Linked DNA regions of Homo sapiens: regions 2, 3, 4, 5 and 6 are each linked to region 1. The links are chromatin loops, found by intact Hi-C in ENCODE. Cell type or tissue: GM12878. All regions are shown on one strand. Region 1 overlaps LOC105377037 (a long non-coding RNA gene). Region 2 holds the start of CCR8 (C-C motif chemokine receptor 8). Region 3 overlaps LOC124909366 (a long non-coding RNA gene). Region 4 has its middle 16 kb from the start of CX3CR1. Region 5 overlaps GORASP1 (golgi reassembly stacking protein 1). Region 6 has its middle 8.2 kb from the start of CX3CR1.

Evidence for each region. Peaks named below come from ENCODE experiments on the same cell type or tissue, not always from the same donor. Only the 100,000 strongest peaks of a DNase experiment are listed, where the experiment ranks them.
Region 2: it touches region 1 in a loop (4-fold over the local background); 5 of 110 quality-filtered maps call a loop at or near these places.
Region 3: it touches region 1 in a loop (4-fold over the local background); 20 of 110 quality-filtered maps call a loop at or near these places.
Region 4: it touches region 1 in a loop (6-fold over the local background); 24 of 110 quality-filtered maps call a loop at or near these places.
Region 5: a loop joins it to region 1, with 7 times the contacts of the local background. A loop is called at or near these places in 29 of 110 quality-filtered maps.
Region 6: it touches region 1 in a loop (4-fold over the local background); 24 of 110 quality-filtered maps call a loop at or near these places.

The regions. Positions count from the first base shown.
Region 1 is chr3:39,376,714-39,380,713 of GRCh38, reverse strand. LOC105377037 (a long non-coding RNA gene) reads right to left here. Exons shown (of 3, transcript XR_001740661.3): 2 at 3,037-3,238. It overlaps LOC105377644 (a long non-coding RNA gene), which reads left to right. Exons shown (of 3, transcript XR_007096252.1): 3 at 1-1,283. Among named protein-coding and RNA genes, the nearest start is that of SLC25A38, 4.7 kb to the left of the region's middle. RefSeq lists a silencer at 2,463-2,512. In GM12878, a CTCF peak has its summit at 2,418 (motif pointing right); a DNase peak (open chromatin) is centred at 2,423; H3K27ac peaks cover 435 bases.
Region 2 is chr3:39,325,759-39,329,758 of GRCh38, reverse strand. It overlaps CCR8 (C-C motif chemokine receptor 8), which reads right to left and starts at 50. Exons shown (of 2, transcript NM_005201.4): 1 at 1-50. RefSeq lists enhancers at 1,379-1,468, 1,819-1,908. In GM12878, no CTCF peak of the experiment used is centred here; a DNase peak (open chromatin) is centred at 1,708; H3K27ac peaks cover 2,293 bases.
Region 3 is chr3:39,206,591-39,210,590 of GRCh38, reverse strand. It overlaps LOC124909366 (a long non-coding RNA gene), which reads right to left. Exons shown (of 2, transcript XR_007095872.1): 2 at 58-509. Among named protein-coding and RNA genes, the nearest start is that of DSTNP4, 4.2 kb to the left of the region's middle. RefSeq lists an enhancer at 1-93. In GM12878, a CTCF peak has its summit at 1,944 (motif pointing left); no DNase peak of the experiment used is centred here.
Region 4 is chr3:39,293,862-39,297,861 of GRCh38, reverse strand. No RefSeq gene overlaps it. Among named protein-coding and RNA genes, the nearest start is that of CX3CR1, 16 kb to the right of the region's middle. RefSeq lists enhancers at 1,669-1,718, 2,521-2,680, 2,721-2,860, 2,901-2,970. In GM12878, no CTCF peak of the experiment used is centred here; DNase peaks (open chromatin) are centred at 1,503 and 2,491; H3K27ac peaks cover 3,046 bases.
Region 5 is chr3:39,099,519-39,103,518 of GRCh38, reverse strand. It overlaps GORASP1 (golgi reassembly stacking protein 1), which reads left to right. Exons shown (of 9, transcript NM_031899.4): 2 at 1-46; 3 at 638-841; 4 at 2,417-2,503; 5 at 2,642-2,772; 6 at 3,016-3,214. Among named protein-coding and RNA genes, the nearest start is that of GORASP1, 6.1 kb to the left of the region's middle. RefSeq lists enhancers at 310-359, 38-537. In GM12878, CTCF peaks have their summits at 108 and 2,227 (motif pointing left); no DNase peak of the experiment used is centred here.
Region 6 is chr3:39,286,192-39,290,191 of GRCh38, reverse strand. It overlaps a transcript of CX3CR1 not described here and the pseudogene ADAD1P1. Among named protein-coding and RNA genes, the nearest start is that of CX3CR1, 8.2 kb to the right of the region's middle. In GM12878, a CTCF peak has its summit at 1,664 (motif pointing right); a DNase peak (open chromatin) is centred at 1,581; H3K27ac peaks cover 327 bases.

The DNA.
Region 1 (4,000 bases):
GCTACAACCTCCCTTACCGCCCATCTTCATCAGTCTCTCTATGCCTACTGGCCTCTCAGGTCTAATGGGCATCTTATGATAGTCTTCGTCCTGTAACTAATGGAGGCTCCTCTCCATCTGAATATCTGCTCCCATCCTAAACATGCACAACCTGAAAGAGAAGCCTTAAGAGTCTCCAAGGGCACTGTCTTCACCAGTGGGGGAAGCCACTCTTTGCCTGATCACAAGAATGGGTGAATACTGCAGAAAAAAAGGGAATTCTAATGGCTTTACCCAGAAACTTCCACAAAGAGGATGGTCCTGTCACTGCTTTTGGCTTCACAAGAAGGAAACACCTTTCTTCCTTCTGTGCCAGTGACTATTGCCTGTAACCTCACCCCTGAGCCAAGGGTGACCAGGCTACGAGAGAACAATGAGTTAGAGCGGCTTACAAGCTGGTATCCGAGGGAGGGGCAGATGGCTCTGTGGGGTGGACTGCGTTCCTGCAGGAGTGGGATCTTCACATTCTACTCCAAGGACCAAGTTGTTAGGGGCAGTGGAAGGGAGAGGAGCCATGGTGCGTGCCCAGGCAGTGTGGTGTTTTGTGTTTTGTCATATGGAAGCCACAAGTCACTCCATCAATATTTTGACAAAGCAGTTCCCCATCTTATGGAAAAAATCAAACTCTTCTTGTTTTCCTGCTTTCTTCACAATGAGGAAACGGGCAACATTTTGGCTAAAAGTTTATAAACATAAGCACATATTTTCTGGTCACAAATCTTCTAGGTCCTGATTGATCTGAATTTCCCACAGGGGTAAGCAGGACCCACTTGTGGTTTTGTGGTTTGCTTATAGCTCTATCCATATGTGGAAGGTTTTTTTTTTTTTTTTTTTGGAGACAGAGTTTCACTCTCGTTGTCCAGGCTGGAGTGCAATGCTGCGATCCCGGCTCACCACAACCTCCGCCTCCTGGGTTCATGCAATTCTCCTGCTTTAGCCTCCTGAGTAGCTGGGATTATAGGCATGCGCCACCACGCCTGGCTAATTTTGCATTTAGCAAAATTAGCAAAATGTTGGTCAGGCTGGTCTCAAACTCCCGACCTCAGGTGATCCGCCCACTTTGGCCTCCCAAAGTGCTGGGATTCCAGGCATGAGCCACCATGCCAGGCCAGCTTTTCTTTATCTTGGACAGAATGACTTCATTTATAAGCAGCATCTTGTGTAACAGTCAGTTTTATGTGTCAACTTGGCTAGGCTATAATACCCAGTTTTCAATTAAACACTAATCCAGGTGTTGCTGTGAAGGTATTTTGTAGATGTGGTTAACCTCTGTAATCAGTTGACTTTAAGTAAAGGAGATTATCTTTCATAATCTGGATGAAAGAAAATCAGGACACATATTTCCCTGACAAATACACCTTGTTTCCCTTCCTTAAAGGGTAGAGGCTATCTCCTGCTTTTTTCTGTGTGTCTTTGAGAGACCACTGAGGCAGAGTAATGCTGTAAAAAGAAAGTGGACTTTGGAATCAGGCATTGATTCTGTATTTGATCCTGGATTTGTCACCTGCTAGCTGTGTATTCACCTCAACTTTCTTGTTTGTTATTTTGAGATAAGTCTTGTGCTATTGCCCAGGCTGGAGTGCAATGGTGTAATCTCAGCTCACTGCAACCGCCGCCTCCCGGGCTCAAGTGATTCTCCTGCCTCAGCCTCCTGAGTAGCTGGGATTACAGGCGCACATCACCACGCCCAGCTAATTTTTGTTTTTTTAGTAGAGATGGAGTTTCACCATGTTGGCCAGGCTGGTCTCAAACTCCTTACCTCAGGTGATTGCCTGCCTCGGCCTCCCAAATTGCTGGGATTACAGATGTGAGCCACTGCGCCTGGCCAGTTTATGGGCCTTAATTAGAGGTCAAGAGTGAAGCCTCCCATATATAAAATTAAATACTTAGGGTAGATTCAGTGGCTCCGGCTTGTAATCCCAGCATTTTGGGAGGACGAGACAGCAGGATCTCTTGAGCCCAAGAGTTCAAGACCAGCCTGGGCAACATAACAAGACCTTGTCTCTACAAAAATAAAAACAGTAGCCAGGTGTGGTGGAATGAGCCTGTAGTCCCAGCTACTCGGAAGGTGGAGGCAGGACAGTCTCTTGAGCCCAGGAGTTCAAGGCTGCAGCAAACTATGACTGCACCACTGCACTCCAGCCTGGGTGACAGAGCAAGACCCTGTGTCTATGTTTTTTTAATTCCAAATACTTACCAAACATCTGCATTTTTACCAAAAATCTCAAAGCAGAATTTCTAATGACAGATTAGGTATGTAAATTAGAAGTCTTTCCCTCTGGCCCCTTTGTTTCTTAACACGCGTGGCACTCCATCATCTGCCATTCTTTCCCATCTGTTCTCTTTCACCCAGTCAGAAGCTCAGCTCAAACTGGCCACTAGAGGGAACACGTGTCCTGTTCCCAACAGGTTCTGGGTCCTGGCTTCAGGTGTCTGTAAATTACCTGATAGTCCCACTGGCATTGTCACTGAGCTACTGGCCTTGGGTGTACCAGGGTGAAGGCACTGGCCCTTGGTCCCAGACGCTGCCCCTTTCCAATTCCTCATGTATGCTTCATCTGTCTGGTCTATACAGGAGACCAGCTGTGGTGGGAAAGTATAAGGAGATGCCAGGAGTGGCTTCGGATAGAAGTGGAGAGAACACTGAACTAAAAGTCAGGAGTTTCTGATGCTAGTCCAATATCTGACAAAAACTCATTGTCACCTCTCTAGGCTTCAGCTTTCTCACGTGTAAGATGAGGGCCTTGAACTAAGTGGCTCCAAGTTCCTTTTCTGGGCTAATATCATATGAATCAGGGATCATGATCTCCAGACTCCCTTGGTCCTGACTTTCAGGCTAATGCAAGCCACAGAGGAGATATAGGAGATAGGCTGGGGCACAGATTGCACTGAGGAAAATGCATATGCATAAACAAAGTTTTGCCAACAGTTCTGTATTATTTAGAGCACCCCTGCAAGCCCAGTTAAACCCTACTGGTGTAGGGGGTTTCAACATACCAGGGACAGCTTTAGCAATCTTAGTAAGGTCTGCTTCTTTAAGGAATTGCACAGAGCACCAACAACCTGGAAGTCTTGTCCATGACCCATCCACAGTCTTCTCCATGAACTCATTGTAGAGCCTCACCATGATGGGGCTCCAGCTGGCACTGGGGAGGGAGTAATCCTTTGTATCAGACTGGAGGTGGCTACTGCTTGAGACCTGAAAAGTCCAAAAGGGGTGGTGGACTGTCCCCAGTACCTTCCGATTTGACTCATTCATTCAAGCATTTACTAATAGATGAGTCTGTTTTCATCTTGCAGAGCATGTACAAATACCCAGAGGTAAGAGAGAGCATGTCAGATTCCTAGAACTGTAAATGTGGAAACGTCTAGTAGGAGGGAAGGAATGGAAGGGAGGAGGCCAGAGGGAGAGCCTGGGGCCCTCCATCAACCATGTAGGAGAATGTAGGCTTTATGCTGAAGAGGTTTAAGCAGGAGAATGAAAGGGTCAGATTTGCATGTTAGAAGGATTTCCGTACACGGGAAGTTACAAACTGGTCAAGTCTCACTCACACTGGAGAGCCTTGCTGATATGCAATTCAAAGACACATTCTTTCCCCTGCCTGTTTCCTTTCAGCTTCCAGCTCCTCTGTGCCTCCCTCTCCTGCTCCCCAGTTCCTTCAGGTTCTGCTTCTAAGACGGTTCACCTTGTTTGACTATGTAGTTTATTTTATCTCCTTACTGTCCTATTACAATCAGAAGGCTCAGCCATCATCCTGGCTAACACAGTGAAACCCCATCCCTACTAAAAATACAAAAAATTAGCCGGGCATGGTGGTGGTTGCCTGTAGTCCCAGCTACTCGGGAGGCTGAGGCAGCAGAATGGTGTGAACCCGGGAGGTGGAGGTTGCAGTGAGCCGAGATCGCGCCACTGCACTTCAGCCTGGGCGACAGAGTGAGACTCCATCTCAAAAAAAAAAAA
Region 2 (4,000 bases), 51 kb after region 1:
TGAGTGCAGCTCAATGAGCAGCAGCCTCTCTGGAGGTATCCTCCCACTACAAACAGCAGATGGAGAGAAGGCAGTCTCTTGAGGGCTCCACCCTCACACCTAGTCACCTAAAGGGAGGCAATGAGGGTTAAATGAGATCGTAAGGCTGAGGCCCTAATTCAATAGGACTGGTGTCTCCTAGGTAGAGGAATACACACCAGAGCTCACTCTCTTGCCTCCAGGTGCTCAGAGGAAAGGCCATGTGAGGACACAGGGAGAAGGCAGCCATCTGCAAGTAAGGTAAATAGGCATCACCAGAAACCAGACTTGTGGGCACCTTGGTCTTCTAGCCTCCAGAACTGTGGGAAAACAAATTTCTGTTGTTTAAGCTACTCAGCCTGTAGTATTTTGTTATGGAAGTCCTAGCAGACTAATACAGGGGTTAATGGGAATTTTCTGTGTTGTCTACCTAGATTTTCTGTAAACTTAAAACCTCTAAAAAATAGTCTATTAAAATTTTTAATTGAAATCAGTATTAAAATGAAATCATAATTCCATTATTATTTTGAAGTTATACAATTTATACCAGGACTGGCTTTCCTCCATGGTATGTAGCATACACAAATGTGTGTGTATGTTGTATGCATGTACATATATTAACTCTTTCAACAGGAATGCCATTTGAAAATCACTTTAAGTCAGTTTCCCCTATCCCAGGAGAGTGAACATGAGTCCCAGAATTGTTGGGAGGAAATGACAGAAGTTCCAGAATCTCCTCATCTCCAACCCACTCATTCCTGGAGAAATGCAGTAGAAATATCTGCTGGATGCCAGGTACGGTGGCTCACATCTGTAATTCCAGCATTTTGGGAGGCTGAGGCAGGAGGATTGCTTGAGCCTAGGAGTTCAAGACCAGACTGGTCAACATAGCAAGACCCCATCTCATACGGTTTGGCTCTGTGTCCCTACCCAAATCTCATCTTGAATTATAATCCTCATAATCCCCATGTGTCAAGGGCGGGACCAGGTGGAGTTAATTGGATCATGGGGGCAGTTTCCCCCATGCTGTTCTCATGATAGTGAGTGAGTCTCAAGAGATCTGATCTGATGGTTTTATAAACACCTGGCATTTTCCCTGCTTGCACTCACTCCATCCTGCCGACCTGTGAAAAATGTGCCTGCTTCTCCTTTGCCTTCCACCATGATTATAAGTTTCTTGAGGCCTCCCCAGCAATGCAGAACTGTGAGTCAATTTAACCTCTTTCCTTTATAAATTATCCAATCTTGGTCTTTCTTTATAGCAGTGTGACAACGGACTAATGCATCATCTGTACAAATTTTTTAAATAAAATTAGCCAGGCATGGTGGCATGCACTTGTAGTCCCAGCTACTTGGGAAGCTAAAGTGGGAGGATCACTTGAGTCCAGCAGTTTGAGGTGAGCTATGATTGAGCCACTGACCTGTCTCTAAAGAAAAAATAAAAGGAAATATCTGCTGGTACCTGAATTCATACCTCGGCAAATTCCCCTCACCATCATTCATGTTTTGACGCAGTTTGGGGAAAACCCAGTTCCTTTATGAGAGTTTTGTATGTGATAAGCAAAGATCAATGGTGAGCCGATGGAGAACTCAGGGCCCTCAGGTATTACTAGTCCATGTCATGATGGTGGGAACTATGGGACCGCCTCATCAGTGAGGGCAGGTGTGGGGGAAGCCACCTTCCCCTCCAAAGCCCAGTTAAGCAAGGCCTGAGGGACTAAGGTGGAATTCCCCCCAAGCCCAGTTTCTAGTGCAAGCTGATCTAAACCCCAAACAGTCTCTATCTTCAGTTCCTGAGGATTCTTTTATCAGCTGCTCCTCCATACTTGGCACAGTGCTTAGTGCACAGCAACTTCTTAATAAATAGTTGAACAGAGAGAATGAGGCAAGGTGGAGATGTGGAGTCTGGTGAAGAGTTGGAGGAAAGGACTGAACAGCCAGAATGGAAGGATGCTCCTCTTTTTGTGTTTCCTGAGCCAGATCTGAGGGCTGGTGTGGGCCCCTGCAGGACTGGACACTTGCCTGCTGTCACCTGTGTATTTGTTTCCTGTGGCTGCTGTAACAAATTACCACCAACTTAGTGGCTTAGAGCAGCAGACGTGTATTCTCCCCCAGTTCTGGAGGCCAGATGGCTATAATCCAGCAGGGCTGCCTCCTTCTGGGTGCTTGAAGGGCGAATTGTTCCTTGCCACTTCTGGCTCTTGGTGGCTGCCCCAGCAAACCTGGGGCTTGTGGCCACATCACTTTAATCTCCACCATCTTCACATCTCCTTCTCCACTGTGTGTCTGCATCAGATCTCACCCACCTCTGATTTATGAGAACACTCATGATTGGATTTAGGATCCGTCCAGGTAATCCATGATAATCTCCCCATCTCAAAATCCTTGACTTAATCACATCTGCAGAAGCTCTTCTCCCAAGTAAAGTAACATTTACAAGTTCTAGGAATTAAGACTTCATCTCTTTGGTTGACCATTATTCAACCCACAACATCCTGACTCGGAAGACAGACAAACTGTGACATAGTTAACTGACAAGCCTTGGTTCCTCACCTTTGGGCCTACATCAGGGATTCAGGCATTCTATGGGAAGGCAGCAGAAACCAAACTACAAAACCAAAGTAGTGTGACCCCTCCAGAGCCAATGGCCTCTCCAAGTCTACCTTCTGCTGCACATTCAATGGGTTCTGAAAATGCTGGATCAGATCCATTGGGGACATCCCATCTAAATTCAATTCTACTGGGTCCCTCCAAAGGTTCAAAAGACTGTATTTCACTTCAGAGGGAAAAAGAGACTAGCAGCATATTTGACCTCCTTTCCTCCAAAATAAAGAGAAAGAAAAAACTGTATTTAAATAAACCCTAAGTGTAAATGTAGAAATTACTACTATCACAGATATTTGTCATAGAGTATTAGGGCAGAAAATGGCCTCAGGTCATACAGCTGATGTCTCTCTCCCTCTCTTTCTTTCAAAGTAGTAATATTTAAGTCCAGAGAGGCAAAGTGGCTCACCCAAAATCACACAGTAATTTGGTGGTAGAGCCAGAGCCAGAACTCAGGTCTTCCGAGGCACAGCTGAGGGTGCTTTTCTTACTGCACCACATTCAAAATTCTCGTGCAATAACATTATGAAGAGTTGTGGATAAGACTAGAGGAAGTCTTTCTGTATTTTCTATAGTTTTCAACTATATGTCAGTCCCTCAGTGATTTGTAGGGTAAAAATGCATTTGCTTAACGAAAAGTGTTAGACAAAGCCAGAGTTTAAGAAAAGCTCGTGTGTTATTAATAGTAAAGCCAGTTTTGCTGTCTATATAATTTAATTTCCCATATGGATTACAAAAAAGAGTAACAAGAAACAGATTTTCTTTTTTACTACTATTTATTTCCTTCATAAGAGTAATCATGACAATTGTCAGAATACAAAAAAAGGTATCATCATAATTTTGATTTGAAGGGTTGAATATGGAGAAATGTGGTTAATAACGTATTTTTAGTTGCATTTTCAGGAAATTCATATTACCTTGTGTGCCAGAATAATTGATTAGATCTCTTAGTGGTTTGTTTTGTTTTGTTTGAGACGGAGTTTTGCTCTTGTTGCCCAGGCTGGAGTACAATGGTGCAATCTTAGCTCACTGCAACCTCTGCCTCCTGGGTTCAAGTGATTCTCCTGTCTCAGCCTCCCTAGTAGCTGGGATTATAGGCGCCCGCCACTACACCTGGCTAATTTTTGGTATTTTTAGTAGAAACGGGGTTTTACCATGTTGGCCAGGCTGGTCTCTAACTCATGACCTCAGGTGATCCACCCGCCTCAGCCTCCCAAAGTGCTGGGATTACAGGCATGAACCACTGTGCCCGGCCTTTCTTTTTTTTTTTTTTTTTGAGACAGAGTCTTCCTCTGTGGCCCAGGCTGGACTGTAGCAGCATGATCTCAACTCACTGCAGCCTCCACCTCCCAGGTTCAAGAGACTCTCCTGCCTCAGC
Region 3 (4,000 bases), 170 kb after region 1:
GTTAAATGATAATTTTCAGTGAAAGGTAAAATCATGACTCTCATATAGATGTAAAAATTAGCACATGTTGAAGAATTTACTTCACTTATATGATCTGAGAAAAGCAAGCAGGTGTTATAACCAGTTTAAAGGAAAACTCAAAAACAGATTTATATGGAGTAAAGGAATGTTAAGATAAATTGCAAATGGGGACAAAACTGAGTTTTCCACAGTGAGGAAGAAGTCAGTTAAAATCACAACCAGACAGTACAGCATTTACATACCAGTTACAACTTACAGAGAGTTTCAAAATAGCTCAGACAATGTACAGGCCTAGAATCTTATAATGCAGGAAGGTGTGCTACAGACAGTGCATTGTTTTCTACTGAAATACAAAGATTTTTTTCCTACACTTGATTTTTCTGACAGAAGAACTCAACGTATAAGTCCTCGCAAGGGCAGATTGAGTTTCTGGCAGGCGAGGAACAGGAAGAAGGGTTTGATGTCTCCAGGCAAGATCTAACAAAAGACTGGCAGAAACAAAAACAAAAACAACACATTTTAACATGAACATTTGGTATTGTATTCATTATAATACTTTTTAACTAGTCTTTATTTATAGAGAAGGTGTTATGGACTCATAGTTTGTGACCACCCAAAACTCACATGTTGAAGCCCCAACACCACCCTTCCCCCACCCCCTCCAAGTGATGGTATTAGGAGGTAGAGCCCTTGGGAACTAATTAGGTTTAGATGAGGTCATGAAGGGTGGGGCCCCATGATAGGATTAGTGTCCTCATAAGAAAAGGAAGACAGACCACAGCTCACTCTGCATGCACACAAAGAAGAGGTTCTGTGAGCATACAGTGAGATGGTGGCCACCATTACCAGGAACTGAATCTGTCAGCACCTTGATCTTGCACTTCCCAGCCTCTAGAACTGTGAGAACTAAATGTCTGCTGTTTTAGCCACCCAGTCTATGGTATTTTATTATGACAACCCTAGCAGACTAATACAGAAGCTATTAATCTGTTTTTGGTCCAGTCAACGTATAATCAGCCACCTGCTGACATTTAGCATTCTACTTAAGTGCAATTAAACCAGACTAAATGTAAACCAGCATAACTCATCTACCCTTCTGGCCATTATCACTTTGAAAACAAGAAAGCAAGAAAGCATTCCTTTTGTTCAGCCATTCTACAGCATACACCAGCCCTTCATTGTTTGTGGCTAAATTGGAAATAACAATGATTTATATAAATAAGGTAGGGGACAAAACATAATTTTCCCTCTACCCTTCTTTTTCTTTCTTCCTTTCTTTTTTCTTTTTTTTTTTTTTTTTTTTTGAGACGGAGTTGCTCTGTCGCCCAGGCTGGAGTGAAGTGGGGTGATCTTGGCTCACTGCAACTTCCACCTTCCAGGTTCAAGCAATTCTCCTGTCTCAACCTCCCGAGTAGCTGGGATTACAGGCACCTGTCACCACACCTGGCTAATTTTTGTATTTTTAGTAGAGGCAGAGTTTCGCCATGTTGGTCAGGCTGGTCTCAAACTCCTGACCTCAGGTGGTCCACCCGCCTTAGCCTCCCAAAGTGCTGGGATTACAGGCGTGAGTTACCATGCCTGACCCCCTCTACTCTTCTTAGTTGGCCTAGGACCCTCTGTAACAAAAGACAGATTAACAAGAGAAAAACAAAGAGAAATGTATTAACATGTATATTTTATATATATATGGAAAATACTCAAGAAAAGATTAGTTCTCAAATAAGTGGCTTAGAACTTCAACTACGTAGCATCTTCAACAAGGAACAATACATTTTTAGAGTAGTGTCAAGACAAAAGAAAAAGACCTTGAGTCTCCAGGTGGAGAAAATTGTGGGAAAGCAAATATATGGGAACTTTACGGTAGATAAAGGCTAGTCAGTGAAGTCTGCTGTGTCGACTCCTCTGGTGCCACCTTCAGGCTGATGAGGGCCTAAAGTTGTCGTCGGTCTTTGTTCTTCCTGACAGGGAGAGGAGGAAGAACTCCTTTGTAAAGTTATATCCTGTTTTTAGGCAAATGGGGAGAGCAAAGAGCTTTTCTTGTGTCTGCCTCTTCTCAGTTACCTTCAGTTCACAATAATACTTATGCCAGTGTGGCATATTTTGGGGTGGAGTATTCTGCTACCCTTTAATAGTACATTTGGCAGTGCAGTCTCCTATATGGTCTCTTTTCCTCCATCTTTTCTAATCCAATTAACATGCATGAGAAAGAGAAAGAGACAATAAGCAACCCTCTGCTATTCAGCAACTTTGGCAGGCCAGGAAGATAAAATCCAGTACCAGATAGAAAATCTTTGTCGGTCACCCATACTCTTGTTGGCAAAAGGAAAGTGTGTTGGGAGAAAACACTTTTTCTTTACCTATTTATGTTCAGAGTCTACAGATTAACCAACCACAGACAGATTAACAGGGAAAAAAGATGAAGTTTATTTATTCAAAGGAGTCTTCAGATAAATATGGCTGTCTAAACAGCCAAAAATAGGGGTTTATATATCCACTTAACAAAGAGAAAGGGAGGCGGAGAGAGAACTTCCATGGAAGAACAAATGGAAGGCATGGAGTTTCAGATAACATTTGTTTAAGCAATTACTCATTACGGTGACAATGATTAGTCTCTTCTCTGGCTGTAAACTTCCTCGAGAGGGGATTTATGGCAGCAGTGTTCAGGAGGTCCTGTTTAAGTCAGCAGTTTAGGTACTTTTTGTTTGTTTGTTTCTGCAGCTGCTGTTTGTTCAGATGTTTCTAGCTTAAAATAATCTTTATGCCATTGAAGTGCATTTTGGATCCCTGCAGGTGCAGAATCATTCTTCATGTAACACAACTTTTCAGGGGCTCTTCCTGTCTCAGAGATTTTGGTCAAAGCTCCAGAAGTAAGAAAAATGCATTCAATGCCACACACTCAAATGAAGTGGCAACTTGCAGAAAAATGGTGACTGAGTTGTTTCTCACTTTTTAGTTCACCACCTGCCACCAGGCTATATTTGGGGAAGCTGGCATGGGCCCAGAGGCAGCCTGAGGTGTCTGATGGTCCATGATACCATCTCCAGAAGCCCTGCCCTAGCTCAGGTCATCACTTCTTATGTCTCACTGTGACATCAATACCCCAACTCTTCCTCGAGCTTCTACTCTTTGTGTCTTCCCCCCAACACCCCCACCACCAAGTCGCAAAGCAGCAAAAGAGGTCTCTCTAAAATGCAGTCTGTTTACACTGTTAACCTGTTTAAACCACTCCAAGACTTCCCACTACTCTGGGATAAGATCAAAGTCTTTGCCGAGGCTCACAGTTCTCTGTGTGATGCACCCACCCCACCTGTCCACCTCCATCCCCTACTGAGACTCATAGCACTCTCTCCTTCCCTCCCTTTCCTGTCCCCAGAATGCACAATGTTCTCTCTCACTTCAGGGTCTTAGCACCTGCTGTTTCCACTGCTGGGCTGCTGGGGACATCTTAGCCTCCTCTCCTATCTCATATGTCTGTAACATTTACAGACAGGCGAGAGAATAAATGGATCCCTGGCTTCATCCCTCTTTTCTTCTCTTCCCTGGTTCTGTTCTGCTCCATGAAGTGCATATGTGTGAACATCCCAGACTGCAGATCCAAGGTACATCCATAAACTCCCCTCTTTTTGGCCACCCTCCCAGGCCTAAAGGTGTATGGTTTAGCACAATAGTCTGTCCTCAGTGGATGAACCTAGAAAAGAGAACCACACAGGCCCTGGAAGTGAGATGGAAATTTGAATAGAGAATACTCGGTCCCAGGTACATTGAGATGGAGAGAGATGTCTTAAAAGGATTTGCCCACGGGGGCTGCCTGGAGGGCCAATAGGAGCCCAACTGATTTGTAGAGATGATCTCCTAGGACGAGGGGTTGAATGGGAGTTGTCAGGAGAAGGCTGGAAAGTACATCACTTGTGTCAGTAACTGCAGGGGGTATGGGGCATGGAAATCCCCAAAGAACCTTCAAAACACCCATGATAGAAAG
Region 4 (4,000 bases), 83 kb after region 1:
TACTAGACATAGCTATTGTGCCTCCCCAGGACTCCTCAACCCTGCTCGCCTTCTGAACCTTATCTGCTTGTTTCCAGACACAGCATTCCCAGGTGGCTCATGCAATCTCCAGGATTGTCAAGTCTAGGCCTCCACCTTCCTTGTCTCATTTCCCCAGGGATGACGGCTGGGCTTTGGCACTGCCTCCATCATGCCCACAACACTGGGAGACACAACAGCTCTGGTTTCTAGGCCTGATCTGCCTGGACCCATGGAGGCTCTGATTTCCCCAGTGGCTAACTAGAGAGCCTAGGTAACACAACCTGAAAGTTCAGGGAAGTTAATGCTCCATAAAGAAAATGTTGACCTGGCCGGGAGCGGTGGCTCACACCTGTAATCCCAGCACTTTGGGAGGCTGAGGCGGGTGGATCACCTGAGGTCAGGAGTTCAAGACCAGTCTGGCCAACATGGTGAAACCTCATCTCTACTAAAAACACAAAAATTAGCGGGGCATGGTGGCAGGTGCCTGTAATCCCAGCTACTTGGGAGGCTGAGGCAAGGGAATCACTTGAACCCGGGAGGCGGAGGTTGCAGTGAGCCAAGATCGCACCATTGCACTCCAGCCTGGGGGACAAGGGTGAGACTGTCTCAAAAAAAAAAAAAAAAGAAAAAAAAGAAAAAAAAAAAAAACAAAGAAGAAAACGTTGATCAAAGAGACATAAGAGAAGAGAAAGGGGTGAGGAATGAATTGTTGTCCTTTGTTTCCACAGCCAACAGTTCCAAGAAGCAGTGGTTCCAGGGGCTTTTTAAGCTTCTTAGAGACAGGGTCTCACTCTGTCACCCAGGCTGGAGTACAGTGGCATGATCATGGCTAACTGCAGCCTCGAACTCTTGGGCTCAAGTGATCCTCCCACCTCAGCCTCCTGAGTAACTGGGGCTACAGCTGTGTGCCACCACACTCGGCTAATTTTTTAAATTTTTTGTAGAGATGGGGTCTCACTATGTTGTCCAGGCTGGGTCTCAAACTCTTGATGTCAATTGATCCTCCCACCTCAGCCTCCCAAAGCATTGGGATTACAAGTGTGAATTACTGCAGTGGGCCATTCCATGGGCCTTTTGCAGAGAGCCTGCATAACCAGCTACATTTCCTGCTGTAGCTATGGCCAGCTCAGGAATGCACCACTCTGTGTTTGCTTTCCTCTTTCCCTGCCTCACTTCACTTCTTCCTGCACTTTGTTCCTGTTGAATTTCACATTCTGATATGGCATCACCATGCAGGCTTTGCCTCAGCCTCTGTTGCCTAGGGAAGGAACTAAGCAAGCCCTGATGGAAATGGTGCTATTCCTTGAGGCCCAGTTGTAACGCACATTCCTCCAGAGGGGACTTGCCTTTACTTCACCCAGTACTCTGGGGTACTTCCAACCTGGGACCTCTGTGTTTGATTGGCTTTTTGGCCACACAGGAAGTGTGAAATTCAGCCCCAATATGCATGAACACAGGTTTGTGGCTGAGAGTTCTGGAGAGGACTTTTCTTTTTTTCTACTCACTGGAGCCAAAGCCAATGTAGGCATCGTTATATAATTTCCCCTCTGTGTGGAAATGAGACTGGGGTGGGACTCTTACTTCACTTACAAAGGGAGCTCCCCTTTGGGGATACTGGTTTTGTTTGGGCTTCAGATAGAATCTCACCCTTCCTAGCCCAGAACTTGTCTTTGTCTTCCACGTTGCAGGCACATGACCCATGAAGGCCAGGCTCCCGGCCTTAAGGGGCCACAGAGGGCCCAGGGTGAATGTGAGCTCCAGCCTTTCCTTCACCCAGCAGATTTGCATTCTGCCTCTGAGGATTTTCTTCACCTTTTTTCCAGATCAACCATTTATTTAAAAAGGTATTTTTGAGTAATTATCCAGCATCCTAGGTGTTCTATATCAGGAGGGGGTCCTCTAGACATTCTTACACCTCTATTATCTGGAAATTGCTTCTTTTCTCCTTTTTTCCCCTCTCTCCCTCTTTCTTTTCCACAGGCCATAGTCTTCCATCCCTCCCAGGATATGACATTGGTATGTCTCAGAGGCTTCCAGACAGACTCACTGGAATTCAAAGTTCTGCATCCACCCTTAGCCTAGCTCAATACTTCATGCAGTACATCTACAAGAGAATGCCCTGTCTCCTAGAACTGGGTGATCTGGCAAACAGAGGGCATGCACACCAGCGGTGTAGAGCTGGAGAGGTTCTAGGGGAGAACATGGTCACTTCCTCTTATTGTACACAGCAGCAAACTGAGGCACAGCATGTTAGGGCTCAGCACTCCAGCCAGCCAGAACCTGCTTCTGACATACAGCTGTGAGAAGGGTTAAAAGAATGACTAAAAAGCAGTTTTTAAAATAGCTGTCAATTTCTACTCCCAGTCAATCTGTGCACAGCTCTTATTCACCGTGAAGCGAAAACATATACAATGTACTATTCACTCAAAGTGAAACTCCAAATGAAGTCATACATTGAACCCCAGTATCGCCCATTGTTAGGAATCAATGACCCTGAGTAAATGGAGTTTCATGAAGCCTCTGTGTGCCAGCTGTCCATGGGAGGGGGTTTCCAAAGGCCTTTCTGGTTGGTCCTGCAGCCTAGGTGTCACTTGAGTGGGTATGCCTTTGTGGCCTGGTCATTCACAGTGTGGAATCTTCAAAGCCTACCAGTGCGACGTGAGTTTTATGTGCAAAGCTGAATTCAAGGAACCCTTGAGATGGTTCATGCAGTTTTTCCCTCTGAGCCTCCAGTGATAACTCCAGACAGCACAGGGTCAGGTGTTGCCCCCTGTGTCTGGCTGCCTTACCCCTTGCCCAGAACAAGAGTAGGGCCCACAGACATTTCCCAGGACACTGGGGAGCCTGTCATGTGGACTTCCTGGCTTCATCCTTCCCCCAGCCAGGGCCTCTGACCTCTCCACTCCTGTGTCCCTTCCCCCAGGAGGATCTCTGCCCCACTCAGTATCCGGCAGATCCCTTGTTATTCTTGTGCTTTTAGAACTTTTGCTGTTTTTGGCCAACTTGAATCAACATTACTGTCTCCTCGAGCGTTTCTCTGCCAGGCAGGGGACTAGGAAAGCAGGACTGCAGGGCCTGCTCATTGGGTTCTAAGATGTGGGTGAATTCGGAGTGGGGTTGTGCAGGGCTCCCACTGAGAGGAGGGCAGGGGCCCCTTGTGAAGTGGTTAGCTCGTCTTGTCAATAGGTCCTCAGAACATCCCTTTCAGTCTCTTCTCAAAGAAGCCCTTTCAAACCAGGCCCTTGCTCTTCTGTGATCGAAGTGCTTGACTTTTTCTGCTGTTGCTCACATCCGGCCTGTCAAGGTTGTTTTCTGCCAGCCTGGTCGTCCATGCACCCCATACTATTCTCATGGACTCATACCCGTGAGGAATTGGGAGGTAAGGGCAAGCACCTCAGCACGCTGTGTGGGACCCCTAGGGTTGCACCTGGGAGGAGCAAGGCCACACGGACCTGCTGTCAGCTCCTATGCTCCCATCTGGCTGGAACCAACCCCAAGCTTGGGGTTCAGTGCCCCCGGCCCATGCACTCAGCATCTACACCCATCACCCACCTGGCCTCCTGGTCTTCTGACCCTGGGATCTCCCAAAGAACAGAGCAGAGCCAAGGCTGGCCAGGATGAGCGCAGTCTCTCTGAGATGGGACCTGAAAACAGGGGCACCCTTGGCAAGGAAGGAGGCACACAGAGTGGGAAGCAGCCAGGCCTGGCTTCGAGTCCTGCCTGGGCACTCCCCCACAAGGAGACTGTGGGCAAGTGACTTCCCTTCCCAAGCCGCTGGGCTGCTCCACAGCAGAAATGTGGCAGTGGCGCACCCCTGAAGGTTGCCGTGGGGAGTGAGGATAAGGCATGCAGAGTGCCCGGCTCAGACTGGATGACGACGACGGCCAGTGGCAACTTCTCTCCTAATTGTGCAAGCAAGCAGTCATGGACAAATCCTTGTGAGAGTGACTGTGTGTACACCAGGACACAGCTGCACAAA
Region 5 (4,000 bases), 280 kb after region 1:
GGAGCCCTACTTTGACTTCATCATCACCATTGGGCACTCGAGGCTGGTGAGTTCCCCAACCTGCCTCTGCTTTGCTTGCTTATGTGTGTTTGTGTGTCTTCATCTGTCCCACAGGGGGCCCCAGTCTACCCTTCCCTCCCTTTTTTTCTAAAGGGAGTCCCAGCCCTGTCTCCCCTTCTTCCAGGGCTGTACTCAGAGCCTGACTGGGGCCCTGCCCAGTGCTCAGCTTCTGAGCTCTGTGGGGTGGACAGAGGACATATGGCCTCTTGGAGGTGGCAACAAGGCCCAAGGGGCCTGCCTCCTGGGGCATGAGGGATATGAGGGCCCTGGCCAAGGGGCAGCTCAGAGTGGGGCAGCACTGGAATGCTGTGGATCTGGGAGGCTTTTTGCTTGCTTTGTTTTTTCTGGCAGGCTGAGGAAGGTTTGGCAGTGCTTGGGGAAGGTGGGGGTCCCAGTGGCTGCAGGCTCAACCCTGGTCTGTGAACCTGGCCCATCCACTACCTTGGCCCATCCCCACAGTGACCCTGCTGAGGGCTGCTGCCCACTAAGGCCCTTGCCCCATCTCAGGCCCAGACTTGTCTGAGGGTCCTAGCCTGGGCATGAGGTGGCCTTGGAGTCAGCCCCATTGCCCCCACAGAACAAGGAGAATGACACCCTGAAGGCACTACTGAAAGCCAATGTGGAGAAGCCCGTGAAGCTGGAGGTGTTCAATATGAAGACCATGAGGGTGCGCGAGGTGGAGGTGGTGCCCAGCAACATGTGGGGCGGCCAGGGCCTACTGGGTGCCAGTGTGCGCTTCTGCAGCTTCCGCAGGGCCAGTGAGCAGGTGTGGCATGTGCTGGTGAGTGTGGGGTATGGCAGGGCAGGGTGTGTCGGAAGGATGAGTTTACTGGGGCAGGTCTGGGTGTGGGCGGGGTGTGAGGGGGTACATGCAGGAGTGGAGTGGGAGCCTTGGAGCAGTGGCCAGGGAAGACTGAGGGCAGGATGTGGTCTCATTCCAGTGTCCCAGAGAGGGCAGCTCATTACTACCTGAACAGTGTATCTTGCTTCCTGTTAGCCATGACTTTGGGTACTTTCTTACCTTCTATACCTAGGTTACTTAATTTGAAAGGTAGAAATATCATCTACTGGAATGGTGGTTGGACTGCTGGAATGCTGCTGCTTTTATTATTCTCTGTGTCTCTCCGTGTGTGTGTTGCATGACAACGTTTCAGTCAACCACGGACTGCATATACAATAGTGATCCCATAAGATTATAATACCATATTTTTACTGTACCTGTTCTATGCCTGAATGTTTAGACACACAGATACTTAATTGTGTTACAGTTGCCTACAGTACTCAGTATAGTAACATGCTGTGCAGGTTTGTAGCCTAGGAGCAACAGGCCATAGCATATACTCCAGGTGTCTAGTAGGCTATGTGTAGGTTAAGTTCTATGATGTTTGCACAACAATGAAGTCAACTAACAATGCATTTCTCAGAATATATCCCTGTCATTAAGCAATGTGACTGTAAATATACTGTTTTTTCTGGTATATTCTTATATGATTAATCGATATCTTAACCTCAGTGACCAAGCTGTCATAGATGTTAGTCTGTCCACAGACACACATGCACACCCAACACCTGTGCCCATTGATGGTATCTAAGTTCTTGAATGCTCAGTCCTGTAGCCTGGTGGAAGGAGGGTGCTCTGAACTAGAAGTTGGCTGATTTGTTTTCTAGCCACTTATTTTTCTCACTGACTTCTTGGGAGAGCCTGGCCAAGTTTCTCAACTTTCACAGCCTGCCTTAATCTGCCCATGAGGGAAAGGGGACTGATGATGCAAATTGCTTTGCATTTCCCAGGGAGACTGGGAGATTGGGAGTGGTGGAACTTTCCAAGGGAGAAGGGAATCCTTATTTGTACCCAGTTTTGCTCATTGCCCTCACCTCCAACCCCTAGGAGTCTTTAGCCACATGCCTGCAGCAGAAGCAGCAATGTAGTGGGTGCTCCTGTAGCCAAGGTGTGCTTTTCTTCTTTTCATATATTTATTTATTTTTCTCAGCAACCCTATCATTAGGTACTGTGTATCTTACTTTTAATTGTGGGGAAACTGAGGCTAGGAGAGGTTCAATAATGTGTTTATAGTCATATAGCTGGGCAGCTGGAGCCAGGGGTTGAGCCCGGGGTCAGATTCCAGAGCCTGGTGCTGAGCCTTATCATGGTACTGCCCTCTGCTGGACAGGCTGTAGACCTGGGGGAGATAGGGGAATGGAGGGGTGAAATGAGGGAGTATGGGCTTGAAGCCCTGCTTAGGGATAGAGGACAAGTGTCCCACTCACTACCTCAAGAGGCAGTTCCCCCTGCCCTTTCCCATCCCCCAACCCCACCTCTAGTAGCATGGCCAGTGGTTTGCGGTTCTTTCCCCAGGATGTGGAACCATCTTCACCTGCTGCCCTTGCCGGCCTGCGCCCCTACACAGACTATGTGGTTGGTTCGGACCAGATTCTCCAGGAGGTGAGGAACCCGCAATTTGCCCCTCCCCAGACCCTCTGGATGTGGTGTGAAGAGAAGGGTGCTGTCCATGAGAAGTGTCTGGTTTTGTTGAGGCTTTAGCCCTGGAAGCAGGCCTCAGGTGCTATGCGTTTCTCACAGTCCGAGGACTTCTTTACGCTCATCGAGTCTCATGAGGGGAAGCCCTTGAAGCTGATGGTGTATAACTCCAAGTCAGACTCCTGCCGGGAGGTGACTGTAACTCCCAACGCAGCCTGGGGTGGAGAGGGCAGGTACTTCGTGGGGTTGGAGGGCTGCAGGGCCAGGTGGGTGGGGCCTGACCATTGGGCATGGACCTCAGAGTTCTATGGTGGAGATGGAGGAGGGTTGGGCCCTGGGCCCAGGGATCCTGAGGCTGACCGGTATTTCAGAAGTACCCTTTTCAGCCCCCTTATTGCTGGTAGTAGGTGGGGATAGCAAAGGTAGGGAGGGCCGTGGGACAAGCCCCTGGATTGAATGTTTCTGGCCTTCGGCAGTCTGGGATGTGGCATTGGCTATGGGTATCTACACCGGATCCCAACTCAGCCCCCCAGCTACCACAAGAAGCCACCTGGCACCCCACCACCTTCTGCTCTACCACTTGGTGCCCCACCACCTGATGCTCTACCACCTGGACCCACCCCCGAGGACTCTCCTTCCCTGGAGACAGGTTCCAGGCAGAGTGACTACATGGAGGTATGTGGGGAGAATCTGCCAACTGGGAAGACAGAAAACTCTAGAGGCTGCCCTTGGGGAGCCATCAGCAACCCTCACCAGGGGCCTTTGTGATCTGAGAGGCCCATGTACTTCTGGGACCCAGTGGGAGCAGGCAGGCCATGCCTGGAGCAGTGAAACTCACTTTTGGCTTTCCTGCCCCTTGGGTCTAGAAGTGAGGGTGGAGGTGAAGCACCAGTTGTCATCTTCATTTCATGAGTGGGAAACTGAGGCTCAGAGATGGGTGCTTGCTGTGCCTGTGAGTTGTGGCAAAACTGGACAAAGGGCTAGGCCTTCAGAGCCACAGTTGGGATGGTTGTCTAGCCAAGTCTGCAGGGAAGTGCTGGCCCTGCCTTCACAGCTGATGAGTGGGTCCTCTGAGAGCACCTTTGGGCACTGGGCTGGTGCCTTGGGTCTAGGCCAGGGAGTATTCAAGGATGTTCTCCAGGTATGCCTGAATTCAAGGAAGCCCCTCTCTTCTAATGAGTCATTGATGGGGCAAAGGGAATGTGTTGGGGCCAGGTGGGCACCTGGGATTCCTTGTCTGAGTGCAAAGAGTGCTCCCTCTCAGTGCCAACACTGCAGGGAGGCCAGGCCAGGCCCCTCAGGCCTGACTTCCTATCACCAATAGAAGAAGGGGTGGTTTATTAAGGCCATTTCCTTCCTTTAGGCAGAGCAGTGTTCCTGGGACAAGTGGGGACTGGTGGTTAGGTTGGACTGCAAAATTCTTCACCTTGAGGCACTGTCCTGATTGTCCCCTACCCATTT
Region 6 (4,000 bases), 91 kb after region 1:
TCCTCCCTTAGACGTGTCCAGCACAAGCCCCAGCTCCCCATTAAGGACATGCTCCCTGGTTCCTTTGACATGTGTCTTCCCTTGCCGCAGTAAGCTAAACAAACCTAACTTTTAAACTCTAGATGTTCCTCATGGTCTTCAGCCCACAAACTATGAGAAATAATTTCACCCTGATTAATTGACATTAACTTTGGGGGTCAGTCTCCTTGGGCTTTCATAACAAAATACCACAGACTGGGTGGCTTAAACAATAGAAATTTATTTCTCACAGTTCTGGAAGCTGGAAGTCTAAGATCAAGGTGTCAGCAGGCTTGATTTCTCCTGAGGCCTCACTCCTTGGCTTGCAGATGCCGCCTCCTTTCTCTGTGCACATACATCCCTGGTGTCTCTCTCTTCTGATAAGGACACCAGTCCTGTTGGATTAGGGTCCCACTCTTATAACCTCACTTAACCTTAATGACCTCCTTAGAGGCCTCATCCCCAAATATAGTCATATTGTGGGTTAGGGCTTCAAAATATGAATGGGAGTTGGGGGAAACATAATTCAGTCCATATACTTGGATTTTAATTTTTTTCTAAGAATAGTTAAAAGGCCATTCAGGAGAGGAGAGGGACAAGATTGCCCACCAGTTTCAAGTAGAAAAGGGAGTTGTCACTCAGAAATTTTTGCCAAGCAAGTGGAGTAAGAGGGAACCAGGACCAGAAACAGTGCAATGAGTTCTGAAGGGACAGCTGCGCTTCAGCAAAGCTCCAGAGAGCCCAGAAGGAGGCTACTCTGAGAGGCTCCACTAATGAGTGAGGCTCTTCTACCCTCTTGACCCTTTGTACAACTTGGTCCCTCTCCTGGCACATCCTGCCCAGGTGAATGCATCCACCAAGACTCTTAGGAAGAGATTGCTCCTTCTTTGTATCCCCGGAACACAGATTTCTATTACCCTCATTACCCTACTCAGAGCACCATATGAAGTGCTTTACACATGTCACCATTAATCCTCATGCCGACTTTGCCATATAAGTTTACCCTGATTTTTTTTTTTTTTAGATGGAGTCTCACTCATTGCCCAGGCTGGAGTGCAGTGGTGCGATCTCAGCTCACTGCAACCTCCACCTCCCGGGTTCAAGTGATTCTCCTGCCTCAGCCTCCTGAGTAGCTGGGATTACAGATGCACGCCACCATGCCTGGCTAATTTTTGTACTTTTAGTAGAGATGTGTTGGTCAGGCTGGTCTCGAACTCCTGACCTCAGGTGATCCGCCCGCCTCGACCTCCCAAAGTGCTGGGATTACAGGCATGAGCCACTGTGCCCGGCCTGCCCTGATTTTAACAATAAGGAAATTCAGGCTTAGAGAAATATCTCGCCCTAAGCCACACAGCTTGAGAGTAGCAGGGTCAGGATTTGAACCAGGAGAGTGGGATTCCAGGTAATTGTGGGCCGGCTGGCTCATCACAAAACTGTAACCCAAAGGCTTGCCAGATTTGCCTGCACACACCACTTCCTCTGGGGAAATGCAGCTACCACAGATGACTGTCAGCAAAGCCAAGTGTTTTGAGTAAAACCAATGAACCAGAGGGGAGCTCTGAAGCCAAAGGGCTGCCCACCAGGTGGGGCCATCTCTGCTGATTGGCTGCTCCGCCTGCTGCTCCTGGACCTGGGGGTTGCTGGTGAGAGCCAGAGACACCAGGAGGGGGAGACAGAGCTCAGGGGATAGAGGCAAGGCAGCTCACTCCTGTATCTGATGACTGTAGATTACCTTAAGTTTCCTGAGCTACCTGGAAGAGTGGAAGCCAAAGCGAGACCATTAAGGGAAAGGGTAGAGACCCTGCCCTATTCATCTTTGTATCCTTAACAAACAGCCCTGAGCAGAAGGTAGGCAGGCAACATGTGCTTTCTAAATACCTGGCAAGTGAGTGAGCAAGGGTCAGGTTGGAGATGCATTGCTTGTGTACAAAAGTGTGACACATAATAGCGGCAATTACCAATAACTATTAAGCAGTATATGGGGCAAGTGATGGTTCATTTGGGAATAAAGAGGCACTTTTGTTTTAGTCTGCAATGAGCCTTTTAGGACTTCTGCCTCAACATACTGAGGTTTAAAAATAATTCAACCCAAGCTAGGTTCCCAGAGAATGACAGACACATTTTCACATATGAATCACAGATGGATTTCACTTATTTAAAACACACACACACACACACACACACATTAAATCATCTCTCTCACACACACACATACGTGAGCTTTTGAATATGACAACTGTTGCTTAATTCACATCCTAAGTTGCTTCCTTTGGTGAAATGTCACCATCCAGGAATTATAGCCATGTTGCCGAATGTGTGATTTCAACAAACATCAGCTTCTTCCTGGGACCCAGACATACACTTAAGCTATAGAATATGTACTGGCTTCAAGGAAATATACCTCTCAGCCTCTTTTGCATGTGGGTAAAATTAACTCAACATTGTAGATTTACAAAATCTTGATCATTGATCTAAAACACTTTTGAAAGGAGAATACGTGAACCTTCCATTTGACCCATTCAAATTATTGAAATATATACCTCCTTGTGCCCAATTCAGTTTCAAGGATATTCCAAATTTGTCGAAAATAAATGTGCTGAAGGCACTAAAACAATCTGAAGTCCGTTTACCAAGCAGAGTGTCAGAAACTTTGGAGTGAGCATGGCATCTCCATTTGGCTCTTTCTAAATTGAAATGTTACTGCAGGTTCCATCACCAAGTGTATTGACCGAGTGAAATGACTCAGCACTGCTTGCTGGACACCAAACACTCCCTCCTGGCCAAACGGTCACTTGAGGACCTACCACCTGCTCTACCAACTACATCTGCACGACAGTAAACAGCAAAATAAATACCTTCTACAGCCACATATAGATTAGGTCTTCATTACCTTAAACATAGATAAAACTGTGAGTGTGATTTATATAGACAAGAGTCTTTTGGCAGCTAGATCAAGCAGAAATAAATATTGATATTTTGTTTTAGAGTCAAGGAGATTAGAAGCTGGCTCTGAATAAAATACAGATTGTTTTACTTAGCACAGCCATTTTGTTGTTGTTATAAAAGAATAGAGATGGACAAAAGTACCTAAGAAAGGGCTTCTTGCTATAACCACAGGTTGACGGCTGTGCAACACTCTCCAGCCCGGCTTCCCTGTATTCACTTGTAGCCACAACTACAATTTCATACTGTTTAAGTTTTCATTGACAACGGCAGCCAAATATCTGCTTATTTCAGATATTCTGAATGCTAAGAAAGTAGATGGTCAGATGTTTCTTTCACAGCCTTTGCTATGTTTGCATCTTGTACTTTTGAAACAAGTTTCAGTTCAGGTAAAGGATTACTTAATCCTCTAAAGGATGAAAAAGTGTAGCTGAGGTGTCTAAAATTCTTGATTCAAGTTTGTCCAACTGAGAGAGTTTATCAGGAGCTAATTTGGCTCACACTGGACCCAGAATCCCACCCCCCAACTTCATTTGTGGTCCAATTATAGTCTTTTTTTTTTTTTTTTTTTTTGAGACGGAGTCTCGCTCTGTCGCCCAGGCCGGACTGCGGACTGCAGTGGCGCAATCTCGGCTCACTGCAAGCTCCGCTTCCCGGGTTCACGCCATTCTCCTGCCTCAGCCTCCCGAGTAGCTGGGACTACAGGCGCCCGCCACCGCGCCCGGCTAATTTTTTGTATTTTTTAGTAGAGACGGGGTTTCACCTTGTTAGCCAGGATGGTCTCGATCTCCTGACCTCATGATCCACCCGCCTCGGCCTCCCAAAGTGCTGGGATTACAGGCGTGAGCCACCGCGCCCGGCCCAATTATAGTCTTATATTAAACAGTATCCACTGCAGCTCCCAAATATCCATAAGATCACCTGTTATTAGTCTCTTCGTGTCAGTGAACCTGCTGCATTTGTGTCAGCAAGTGCAAGGCTGCCTCTGGACGTGTTCCTCACCTCTGCACTGTACTATAAGCCCCTTGGCTTTTGTTTT